Regions from separate parts of the Mus musculus genome. Here region 1 is linked to region 2. The links are chromatin loops, found by intact Hi-C in ENCODE. Cell type or tissue: gastrocnemius. All regions are shown on one strand. Links, peaks and the distances in the headings refer to the core of each region. The heading gives the core; the rest is flanking DNA.

Region 1 (6,043 bases), core at 414-5,413, 140 kb after region 2:
AAGAACTGGAGAAGGCAATGTACTCTGGGACTTCTCAAGTCACCAAACAGCTCTGCCACCAGTAGTCACTAGCTGGAAAAATTTAAGAGAATCAGAGTTTTGTATCAAATATCCCTGGAGAGGAGGGGTAGAGAACCCTCAGATGGTGTGATAATTCTCCCCCCCCACCCCATCCCCCAACCTAGCTGCTCTGTAAAGGGAAATATGTTGCAAGGACTGGGGGATTGGGAAACAGGACACCTTGCAGCCTCAATGGCTGAGGCTCTTCACATGCCTTGAAAGGCTCTCTGGTTATCTGAGATAAACTGACTGAAGCTTATGATTTGGGGGTTTAGATGGTGGGTAAGTGTTGCTGCTTGTATTATGAATGCTAATTGTGTTCCCCCCAAAATTGTTTGTACGAGAATGTCTGCACGGAGCTTCTGTGAACCTGCCCCCAGTTTGTTCTGATTGATAAATAAAGATGTCAACAGCCAATGGCTGGGCAGGGCAGACAGCGGCTGGATTTTAGGATTCCTGGGTTTGGGGATGGGAGGAAAGAGATGATCTGCCCCACTGGAAAGCACCATACCTAAGAAGAGTGCAGGATTGAGAGTCATGGCCTCCATGTGAAGGAGCCGGGAGAGCGTGGCCGCGGCCCAGAGAGCTGCTCAGCTGGGTCCAGGGCAGCGAAGACGGAACACAGAGTTAGTAAGTAATAACTTGGGATTATTGGTGAGAGGTAGAGATCAACATCATGGAAGACAGGCAGTGGCCCAGCTATTGTGCTGGTTAAAGCATATTAAAATGTAAAGTGTGTGTGTGTGTGTGTGTGTGTGTGTCTTTTACTTATGAATGATAAACCTTGAATTATTTCAACAGGTATGCTTGATGTCACAGTTGGGCTTCATTTGAAAGAAATGAAACATATTGGCCAATTCCTCTGCTCCAGGGAATCCCAGCCTCTCATCAGCTTCTGGGATGATCTTTTAAGAATAAGGAAGAAAGCAATAAATGTTACAGTTTGCACTTAAAATAACTTTGAATATCCATTTTAATAATGATGCAGGTTCATATCCTTTAACTTCAAAATCTGAAAAACTCTTCACGTAACTATCACACAGTTTGTCAGGAATCTGATGAGCTAACTGGGTGGTAAATTCTGATCCAGGCTATGTGAAACTATAGGTAGCCTTTAAGTGTGGCATTCCATGGAAATAGGCAGGTACTTCTTTGCAGAGATGTTGATGCATTTGGTCACAGGTTCCAGCCGCAGCCCTAGTTGGTGATGTTACACCCATGTGCCAGCTGACAGACACTCAAGGCTCAACCGTCTGAGGTCCAGGCATCTGGATAAGGTAGATCTGAGCATCTTCAGAGTGCTTCATCTCCCTTTCTCCTGAGATCCCCCAGCAGGCCTCTGGGATAGTCTACCTTGCTGGCTCCACACGGACATTGGTTCCCATCACGCTGACTCTTTACTCAGGGGCTATTCTATCCATTTCCTCCTCTTTGTGATTAGTTATGGTTTGTTTTCTCTCTTCCATCCTTCTATTCTCTGCCAGGCACAAACACTGGCGCACATCCCATGCTTACTGACACCTGCCTGACACTAACTAGATGCATACCTGCCTCGACTAAAGAGACGGGCATCCTCTCTAATAGCTGACTCAGTACAACCTGCCGTCCCTCAGAGGTGAACTGTGACCTTACTGTACACACACACACACACACACACACTCCACCAGTGTGGGTCATGCAGGAGTCCGCTCTCTCCTACCAGTACAGGGAGCTGACTACAGGGACTCAAGCTCCGGCCACCATGGCTGGCATCAATTGTCTTCCCTCAAAGCCACCTCGCTGGGCCTCCACGTATTTTTAAAACAATGAGTGAGAAGTAACGGTGCATGGGAAGCCAGGACTGTGGCTTGGTCTGAGAAGCCTAGCTTGAGTGTCCCTGACAATGAACTTCCTCCAAATTCAAAACAGATTTAAAAAAAAAGTGATAGTCGTATGCTCTTTTCCTCCAACACAGGCTCTCTCTGCAAAGCTCTGGCTGTCCTGTAACTCACTCTGTAGGTCAGGCTAGCCTCAAACTCAGAGATCCACCTGCCTCTGCTGGGATTAAAGAAATGTACCACCACCCCCAGGCCATCACAAGCCATTTTTAGTAATAAAAACTCCATTCCAGCTCTTGAAGAAGAATCTCTGTGAGTTGGAGTCTGGTCTGGGCAACATAGCAAGTTCTAATCCAGCTTGTCTCAAAGGGAAAACAAAAAAAAAAAGGAAAAAGAAAAGAAAGTTCAAGAGCAACATACATGCCCATCAACAGAATTATAAAACTTTATTATATTAATATATTTGAAGAACTTTAGCAAAATAGGAGTGTTCATAACATTGAATGAAATGGCCCATTGAGTGTTGCTTTAATATATAAATATTATATATAAATATATAAAAATAATACATATTACATATAGTAGAAAATAATTGGAAGAAACTAGCAGGCCTTCTTATTTCAAGAGATGAAATTAGGTGGTTTTTATCTTCTTTTTAATAATGGCCTCAGTTACTGTTATAAGTGTTTGAAAAGATAAGGGCTGGAGATTAAGAATGTATGCTGCTCTCGCAGAAAACCTGAGTTTAGTTTTCTGCCTTCCTAGAGCCCCTGCATGTATGTGCGCATACAAACACATGCCACACACAGACACACAAATTTTAAAAACTGTATTTTAAAATTAGAAAAAATGTTTAAAACTTTGAGTTTGGAAACAGAATAACTTATGTAGGAAGCATGGGGGGAGGTGACTTAAAGGCTGTCTCTAAGTCACATTGTCATCTTGTAACTATGACAACTAGCAAATCTCATAAATGGTGATCTATTACAGGTTTTTAAAGATTTTTGAAATCTGTTCTCTTGAAACTCATTTTCTGAAAGAGCCGTGCTTTCTCAGCAGTTAAACAGACAGTTCTACCTGAACAACGAATGAGGGTTTGGTGGACTTTGCTTAGCCTGAACCATCTGTCCCATAGACTCCCTCTGAGCGGACAGAGAGGTTGGCCAGGTTGGAGACCAGAGTGTACCAAACTGGGCGGGCTAGAGCACCACCTGGTGGCCACAATCAACACATTGCCTAAGCATTTTGCTACCTGAGGGCAAATCCGGGCTTGTCTTCCAGATAGATACACAGAACTTCTTGCCTGTAATGACCTGGAACTTCAGGTGCCATAAAAGCTTTAACTGCAGTAGAGAATAAATCAATGTTCCAAGAACTTCCAGGGAACAGGTATCTGTCTAAAATTCTAGGAAGTTCCTGAACCATCCAAAACCAGTCCTGTAAGAATGAATACACCAGGGAGGCAGAGGCAGGAGGATTTCTGAGTTCGAGGACAGCCTGGTCTACAGAGTGAGTTCCAGGACAGCCAGGGCTATACAGAGAAACCCTGTCTCGAACCCCCAGGGTCCCCCCCCAAAAAAAAGAGCCGGAGTCAAGACACTTTCTTTTGGGGTTGGATGTTGGGACACAATCTCATTCTACTCAGGTTACAACTCACAAAAACCCCTCCTTGTCCCCAACATCCTGTGTGCTGCAATTACAGGTGTGTGAGCCACGGTGCTGGTGTGGTAATTGTCAATTTGACTCAATCTAGAATCACCTAGGAAGTGCATATTAATAACAGAGATCTTGAGTAGCTTGGTCTGAGGGCATGCCTGTGAGGTATTTATTATCGTAATTGGATCAACTGAAGTAGAGGCTCACGCTGAATGAAGGTAGGCAGCCACTTTCTGGGCTGGGACCTGGACTGAATGAGAAGGAAAAAGGCAGCTGGGCCCTAGCACGCATGCATTAATTGGTTGCTCTCTACTCCAGCAATGTTGGACTATATCCTGGAGCTGTGAGCTAAATGAGCCCTTTCCCCTTAAGTTGCTTCTGTTGGGGCATTTTTTTTTTTTTTAAATCACAGCAGCATGAAACAAAACTAAGACACCCTGCATAGATCAACTGTCTCTTCAAGGACTATACATAACTACTTGAGACTTTTGTGAGCCGTAATATTGCAACTATTCAACTCAGTTGTATGACCAGATCTGTCCCCATCCTCACCAGCACCTACGTGGGGAAATGACACCAGTTCTTCCTATTGCCTGTAAAGAGCTGTCCTTGCCACACACCAGATGCCACCTATAAGACATAGGGCACTGTTGGTCAGGAGTCTTTACAAATCCATTCTTTCTTAAAAAGACTTATTATTGATGTATATGTATGTGTTTGTGCATGCATTTGAGGGTGCCCAAGGAGGGCAGAAGGGAGTCGGGTCCCCTGGAGCTTGAGTGGTTGTGAGCCTCCCAGAGTTGATGTGGGGAACTGCACTCCAGCTCTCAAAAGAAGAGCAAGACTCTCAACCACTGAGCCAACCCTCCACCCCAAAACCCGTTTCTTGTGCGAAGCCTCCTCTTGGCACTTACAGGGAAAAAAGTCTGGATGGCACAGTTAAGGACTGGATTTTGTGTTCCAATGTCCCTCCTCCCTTCCCTTGTACTCCAAGTTGTTCCAAGGTAACACTGGGCACAGAGTACTTGGTGTGTCCCTACTGTGTGCTGAGCATTAAGGTAGACTCTAAATATATCCTGTCCCATTATTACAAGGGCACTCTGAAGTGGGCACCAGAGCACCCGTCAATCTACAATCCAGGAAGCTGAGGCTGAGAGACTAACGCACCTTTTATTCCCTGCCCCTACCTGAACCTGCGTCCCCAAATCAGCTGTTAAGAGCTGGTGAAGGGGCTGGAACAGTGTAGGTGAAAAAGTTTACCTTGCTTGATCTTTGGATTCTAAATTCCTCCCACACAAAAGCGATTTGTTTTACTTAACAAGCGAATTAACATTAAGCCAGGGAAATAAAGCAATAGGGAAGGTAAAGATGTGTCAGAGTGGCACCTTCTCCATTTGTTTGACAGTGTGAGCTCCTCCTCCCCAGAAGCCACTGGTAAAGCTAATGACGTAATAGATCAATGGGATGTTAACCTAGGTAGCCTCCTGTGATCCCACTGAATCACCAAAAACTCATCGTTGGAGCCAGGCATGAGGGTGCCTGCCCGGACACTGGAATCTGAGGCAGGGTGTTTATTTCATGCTTGAGGACAGCCTGGGCTACTTAAAGAACCCATGAGATGGCTCAACAAGTAAAGGCCAGGAAGCCTAAACCTGAGTGTGTCCTGTGAGACATGTATAGTAGAAGGTGAGAACTAACACACACACATAGGATGTGGCTTGTGCATGTACATGAGTGTGTGTATGTGTGTATGTGTGTGTGTGCACGCGCACATGTGCGTGCACCACTAGATAGGTTAAAAAAAAAGAAGAAGGAAAAGAAAAAGAAAGAAAAAATCTGTCTCAAACAACAAAAGAACTCACCTTAGTGTTCCGTATGTCCTTCCCCGAAATCCTGGACAAAACATCAGAGTACTGCTGTATTGTTAGAGTCTCTGCACTGAGGCCCACAGCTCTGCCTATATACTCCTCTGGAGAAGCAAAAATGCTAGAAAAGACTGATGTTAGAGATGACTCTCCAATGTCAGCTACCGAGACCCATTCATTGGTACATCCCCCATGGACAGTGCTGGTCTTACAAAGCCAATCAAAGTAGTGTCAGCAAAGCATCAGCAGGTCCTCCGCCCCACGCGAGTGACTTCATCAAATCTAAAGGAGCCGTGTGAAAAGCAGCTGTGGGGGCAAGAGGTTTCTGAGGAAGTATCCCTCCAAAGGCATGGAGCTCACAGAAGGAACTGTGGTTGTTGGCTCTCACAGGGTTGGTACAAAAGGCTGTGGTTGACTAGTAAATGTCAGCTCTCCCTGTAGTAGAGACCAGGCTCAGGCACACCCAGTGCTGCAGCCTGAATATTTGGGAACCCTGGACGGGAGTGGTCATTAACTCTTTACCCAGGGTAACTCTAACCCACAGATTGCAGGCTCTATGTAGTCTGTGCTGGAGCAGGCTGAGGACCTGTCTCCTGGGAGATTTTGGTTCCTGGAGACTAACTCTGATGATGGGATCCTGTCCCT
Region 2 (6,043 bases), core at 527-5,526:
AGTGTCTAAGACATGGAAGATGCTCAGGAAATACAATTTCTTTTTCTGATGTGGGTTTCATGAAGGTGTATCCTTGCTGGCCCAGGATAATGCCAACGAAGCCTAGGTGGGATTTCTGGAGCAAGTTTCCTGGGAACTACTCTTGTGAGAGCGGCACACGAAGAGTTGGAACCTCAGATGGGAACTAATGCAGGAGAGTGCCAGAGAGCAAGGCCTTGTTTAAGATCTACATTCCTACATTCAGCTCACGAGTCTCTCTCTTACTAGTTACATGCCCTTGAAAAAAAATTTCCCAACCTTTGTGCCTTACTTACCACATCTAGCAAACAGGAGCCTGATGGGATACAGATCATAGGGTTGATAGAAGGATCAAGCGAGTTAATTTAGGCAAAGTCTCCAAATAGAGTCTGGCTCTTCCAAAGCAGGCTTTTTGTGTTCAATCGTACAGCTTCTAACGGACTGGGCTGCCCAGCCTTGTGATTAAATAGCAGGCTCTGGGGAAACCCTGTGTGATACACTCTCTGTATTAGTTAATTTTGGAGTCACTGTGACCAGATTACCTCAACTGAAACAATTGAACGCAGGGAAGATTTATTTTGGCCTTTGGCTTAGTGAGTTCTGGTCTGGCTGAGCAGGAAGGGCAGCTCTGACCATGGCTGAGGAGGAACTTCTTACCGAGAAGTGGCAAGGATGCTCTGAAGCCAGGGTCTGCTCTGCAACCTTTAAAAGTCTGTCCCCCAGGACCCAATTCTACCACCTCCTAAACATTTTGCTGCCCTCAAAATAGAACCACTAGCTGAGACCCTTGTTAAGACACATGGCACTTGGACCATAACCCTCTCCCGCTCTGTGATATCTCCGTGCCTCAGTTTCTTCACCTATAGAGGTGATCGTTATGGTGCATGCGCAGAGGGTTACAGGCTGAAATAATGCTGTTTATGTGGAACTGAACAGAGGAAGTTTCTAGTAACGGTGGGACCTCACTATCCCCTGGCTGGAAGGAGCAACAGGACACCGATTTGTTTAAAGAGACACAGACGGTGGAATATTTTCTTTTTTTCTTTCAGGCCTCAGGGCACTTCTTCCTAAATCTTAGAAAATAAGACTGAATTCTTGACCTTTCCCTTGAAGAAAACATCTCTGTCCCATTTAGTGTTTGTCTTCACATCCTTGGTTATGTCCCCGCACCCCAGGGCCACACTTGCCATAGTGAAACAGGAGGCACAAGGCGATATAGGGACAACCGGAGCACGTCCATCAGTTTGGATACCAGCTTAAAGGTGGGTTGTGGGCCTTACACTCTAGCTTGCTTTGGCATTTTGTAGGGGCCATGTAGAAAGCAGACCTGTAAAAGGAGGCAAGCAGCCAGGCTTGGGGCCTCCTTTCCTCCCTTCCCCTCGCCCTCATTGCCTCCTCTAACTGACGCTGCAAACTGAACTTGGTGAAGAACAGGCGTCTAGTTTCTCATTGTGACCGAGTTTTGCTACTGCCCAAGGACAAAGGCTAGATTGACACAAGAAGAATGTCCCAGGGGGTGGGCCTCTTTTTGTTTCCTTTTCCAAAACTGTTTCTCTCCTGGAGGGGAAGGAATGATAATTAGAGCACTTGTTCTACAAATCCCCTATGTAAATATGTTCTTAGGAGCGGAGATCCAGCGCATTAGACTAGAAACTTCTCGTATTACCCTTAACTCTCCTATCTGGCAGAGATAACAAGAGAAAGACAGTGGGATGTGAATGGGGATAGAGAAGCAAGAGAGGAGTGGAAGCCATTTTGGCCTCTGGACTCTGTTCGGATGTCCTTGCTGGGTGGGACTCCTGTCGCACCTCAGTTTCTCATTTGTAGAATGGAGATATTAATAGTGATGAATGTCTTCTCACTGCCTCACTGTGGGGACATAGCTAGACTGTGGAGGGCTGTGTGACTACGGGCTGCCCAAGGCAACCCCTGGAGATCATTCATCTCTATGTTATTTATTTATTATTTATTTATTTATAGCCCAGCACAGGATCTGGCTGAATATCTGGTACATCCTAAATGTTTGCTGGATGACTAAGTTATTAGTTACCAATAGCTTTAATGAAGCATAATTCCCCACATATGATACTGTGGCTATCAACTTCTCTCTTTTCTGTGGTGCTGGGTCTATAACCCAGGACTTTGTGCCTTCTAGGCAAGTTCTCAATGATCTTCCCAAACTACCATAACTACCCAGGACTCCTGGGCACATGACTGCCTTCTCAACACCTAGGAGGAGGGGAAGAATAGACAACTAGCTGGAGGTGAGTTTGGGTTACATAGTGAGTTCCAGGCCAAACCGGCTGCGTATCAAGGTCCTGTCTCAAAGAGTAACAAATACATAAATCAAGTATGACACACAATACTTTCCCTCATTCCAGTTAGCCCCTGTTTATTGCTACACACTTTCAAATTTCTCTTCTCAAGGAGGAATGGAGAGCTTCGGTCTGAGGCAAAGGTCACAACAGCCACACTCCAGGCGTGGAGTGTAAGGAATGTGAAGGAACCACTGTGAAGAGGCCTGCACTGGAGCTGATACAGCAAGCCACAGAACTTTTAGAGGACTGGGATCTGAGACAATTAAGCAAAGGGGAGTAGGAAATTCTTGAAGAAATTTCAACCAGGCAGGAGGTTGGCCTGGGATGAGAACAGGGAGGGATGGCGGTGATGGGACCAAGCCGGTGAGAGAGGATCTGGAACTAGTGTGGGCCTTGCTGAATTGAAAGCCTTCAGGACGTCAGAAACAAGCTGGGAACACGGGTACAAGAGGACAAACTCTATAGCCACCAACTAGAATAGGAGCTAAGGGAAGCACTGTGCTCAGGCAGGAAATTAAATATCAAGGAACTGCTCGTTAAAAGTTCAAAGCACCTGCCCACACTTCAACTGGTGCCCTTCCCAGTCTCCGGCAAAACCGATAACTCAGCCCACTGAACCTGGGTGCAGGTCTCATCCCAGCATTCAAACTGGTCAAGGACTGTAATCAACACACCAAGTACCAGCTCTGATCCACAAGCTTAGGGGGGAAAGGCCGCGGACTAGAAATCCACACCACGTGTTTCACTGTGGGGCACTGGGCACCCTTAGGGTAACAACTTGGGACCCGCTTTGCTGAGGCTCAACTCTCCAAACGCTGACACCTTGCTGCCCGGTTAGTAGAGAACAGAACTCGTTCACAAGCACCCTAGCGTCCTTGGGAAAAGAAGAGAACGGCCATTGTCGGTGGCAGGAGCAGGACGAGGAGTTGGAAGGGGCAGAGGATTGTTTTATTTGTTTCCTGGAACACCCTGTTAAGAATCTCAACAACTGCAGTCAATGCCCGATCCTTTGGCAAGCAACACTGCTTCTCCCGGTTCCCAGCTGCACGGGATCTAATTCGCAAACACACCATCTTGCATTCAACACTTAAATGGAAAACAAGCAGCCCGGGAGAGAAGCAAGCGGTCTAACTGCACGCACGTTTCAAAGGGATTTGTGCTTCCAAGGCCCTCTACCGGCCCGGTGCGATCCACGAACCGGGTTTCTGGCTGTAGCCTCTTGCCTGTAGAGCTCAGAGGCAATTATTAGCCCGAGAAGACGCGATCGGGTCGGGCCTTAGGCTTTGGCAACATGGGTACATCACTAAGATCTGGAAAAGCTCAGGTTTTTAAAGGAAGGTAACTACTTTTTTTTCCCACTGGAAACCTGGTTTAAAAAAAAAATTAAGGCTTCTCTTCAAGGTAGCTAAGATTAGAGGGCTCGGTTTCCGTTTTTTGTGTTTCTATGGGCCGAACGCCCAGGCAGGGTCAGCGAGTTTCTGTGTGTGGAATGACGAATTCCTCTCGCCTGAGTTCTAAAATGATAACTTAGCTCGCTGCTGCAGCTGCGAACGCCTGGCGCCAAGCGGCCCCGCGCGGGGGTGGCGGGAGGAGCGGTGCAGGCCGAGGCCAGGGGGAACTTCGCGAGTGGCCCCTTTAAGAGCTTCACTGACTCAGCTAAGCTTCCCCCTCAGGTCGCGTTTTTTATGAATGAAAAACGTCCTTACATTCATTATATAAACAAGCCGGTGCTGATTGGTCAATGGCGCCCAGCGCATAAATTATGTAAAACAGACCTCTGAGGGCGTTGAGGGAGGCCGACCGTTAGCCAATGGGCGCCGCAGATGATGGGGCGGCCCAGCTGGATTTGCCTGAAGACAGGGTAAACAAGAGGTGATGGGCAGCCGCGGGGATGGCCGCCGACCAATGGGGACGTGTGTGCTCTGGGCTGCGGGCCAATGGCGGCGGGCGGAGCCGGCGGGGGCCGGGCCAGTGCTGCAGCGGGTTGCAGGGCGGCGCAGAGTCCGGAGGCCGGCGCGCAGAGCGGTCTTCATCCCCGATCGCTGCGGCCCAGCCCGCCACGGAGGCGCGCAGGCGGGCGCGCGGAGTGGCCGCTCAGGTGCGGACTGGTTCTGGGTCCTCAGTTGGGCGTGCTTGGGGTGACTCCCGGAGCTAGCCGCCCCCTCCCCCCGAGGCCCGGTTCGGTTCGGTTCCTGGGAGGCTTCGGGCGGGGGCGGCTAGCGGTTCCGGAGCGAGCGGAGAACGGGTTTCCGCACGCCGCGGAGGAGGCACCCGGGGTGCTGGAGCGGGTGCAGGGAGCGGGGTGCCCGGCTCAGGCTACAGAAGCGGGGTGCAAGAACGGGGTGCGGGGCGCGAAGTTGTGGGCCCCCGAGGGCCCTGGGAGGCTCGCGAGAAGAAACGCTCCGCGACTCTTAATATGGGGGGTGGGGGGAGGCGAGCAGCAGTTTCAGGGGTTCTGCTTCAGAACCCCGAGAGTTAAATGACACCGACATGTGCAGCCTGAGGGTGCAGGATCTGCCCGAACTTCTGCAGGCCTGGCAAGTTGGAGACTGGGCAGCGGGCCCGCAGCCCCCCACTCCCTCCTCTTAGGGCTGAGGGTATTGGGGCCGCCTGAGCCACGGCCTGGGGGAAGAGAGAACCGGTTCCGAGGCTGCCGAGAGTGTGCTGGAACCTCGTGAATGATTCGGGGTCTCCCCCGCAAAGGGGGTACTGATTAAGTAGGGGGTGATGAGGGGAGGCGGCATGTGTGATCAGGAGCAAATGAGGCTGCTGGTATCGGCCAGCGCTGCACCTCGTTTTCTGAATGTGGGTGACTTTATGAATGAAGCAGGTTTCTTTCTTGGGCTCTGAGCTCTGAGGCTTTTTTTTTTTTCTCCCTTTTTTTTTTTTTTTTTTGTGAATGAAGCATTGAGCTTTCTTCCTAAAACGCTGGGGTGAGGGGCCTGCGTCGGAGGCTAAGCGTGCGTTGGGAGTGGGGGCGGGGGCGCAGCTGAAGGAGTTTTCATGAATGGGAAGGCTGGGAATTGGGTGGAAGTGTGTCTTGTTTTGTGAATGGGGCCGGGCGCGAGGGATCCAGTTACAGCCTCTACCTGCGGTGGCGGCCGCGGCTCCATCTCCCATTCATAAAACCAGGCTCGCTGCGCGCCACGGGGAGGGGCCTCGATCCGGTCGCTGCGCCCAGTTAAAGTTTTCCTGGGGGCACCCTGGATTTGGGGGCTGGGGGGGGGGAGCGACTACGACGACACAAAGGAAGTGGTTTAAACTCCAGGATGAACCGAAGCCTTCCCTGCAGGCTTTTAAAAGATACTTTGAACACGACGTTTCCAGCTCTTGAACTCGAAGGGCTGCTTAGAAGATCCTTGCTGCTGCTTTTGGAATCTCTTAGGGAAGTTTCTTTTTACCGATTTTTTTCAAAGGATATTTTTTTGCGCATCATGAGCTTCTAAAAATATTTTATCCTCTGGTTTTCCTACACGTTGTTCTCTTAACCCACAACAGACATTTAAGAATTTCTGAGGCCACAACTTAGTCAAAATTTTTAAAAATACAGCACAGAATTCTTTCTTCTCCACAGTCTACTAAAGATTCTCAGATTTGGGTCCTGGTTGGTGACATTCAAGAGAGGCCTCATTCTGAACGATGTTTGCACTGTGTGGAAGGAAGGCAAGCTGGCAGAAGTGTTTTTCTAGGAAGTTGCGAACTCTCTT

Evidence for each region. Peaks named below come from ENCODE experiments on the same cell type or tissue, not always from the same donor. Only the 100,000 strongest peaks of a DNase experiment are listed, where the experiment ranks them.
Region 1: it touches region 2 in a loop (2.2-fold over the local background); 8 of 42 quality-filtered maps call a loop at or near these places.

Annotation. Positions count from the first base shown.
Region 1 is chr16:22,299,840-22,305,882 of GRCm38, reverse strand. No RefSeq gene overlaps it. Among named protein-coding and RNA genes, the nearest start is that of Tra2b, 37 kb to the right of the region's middle. In gastrocnemius, for the core only: a CTCF peak has its summit at 3,090 (motif pointing left); a DNase peak (open chromatin) is centred at 3,072.
Region 2 is chr16:22,437,908-22,443,950 of GRCm38, reverse strand. Etv5 (ets variant 5) reads left to right here and starts at 4,381. Exons shown (of 13, transcript NM_023794.2): 1 at 4,381-4,434. In gastrocnemius, for the core only: a CTCF peak has its summit at 3,496; DNase peaks (open chromatin) are centred at 3,513, 4,221, 4,868, 5,390 and 1 more place; H3K4me3 peaks cover 2,636 bases; H3K27ac peaks cover 2,442 bases.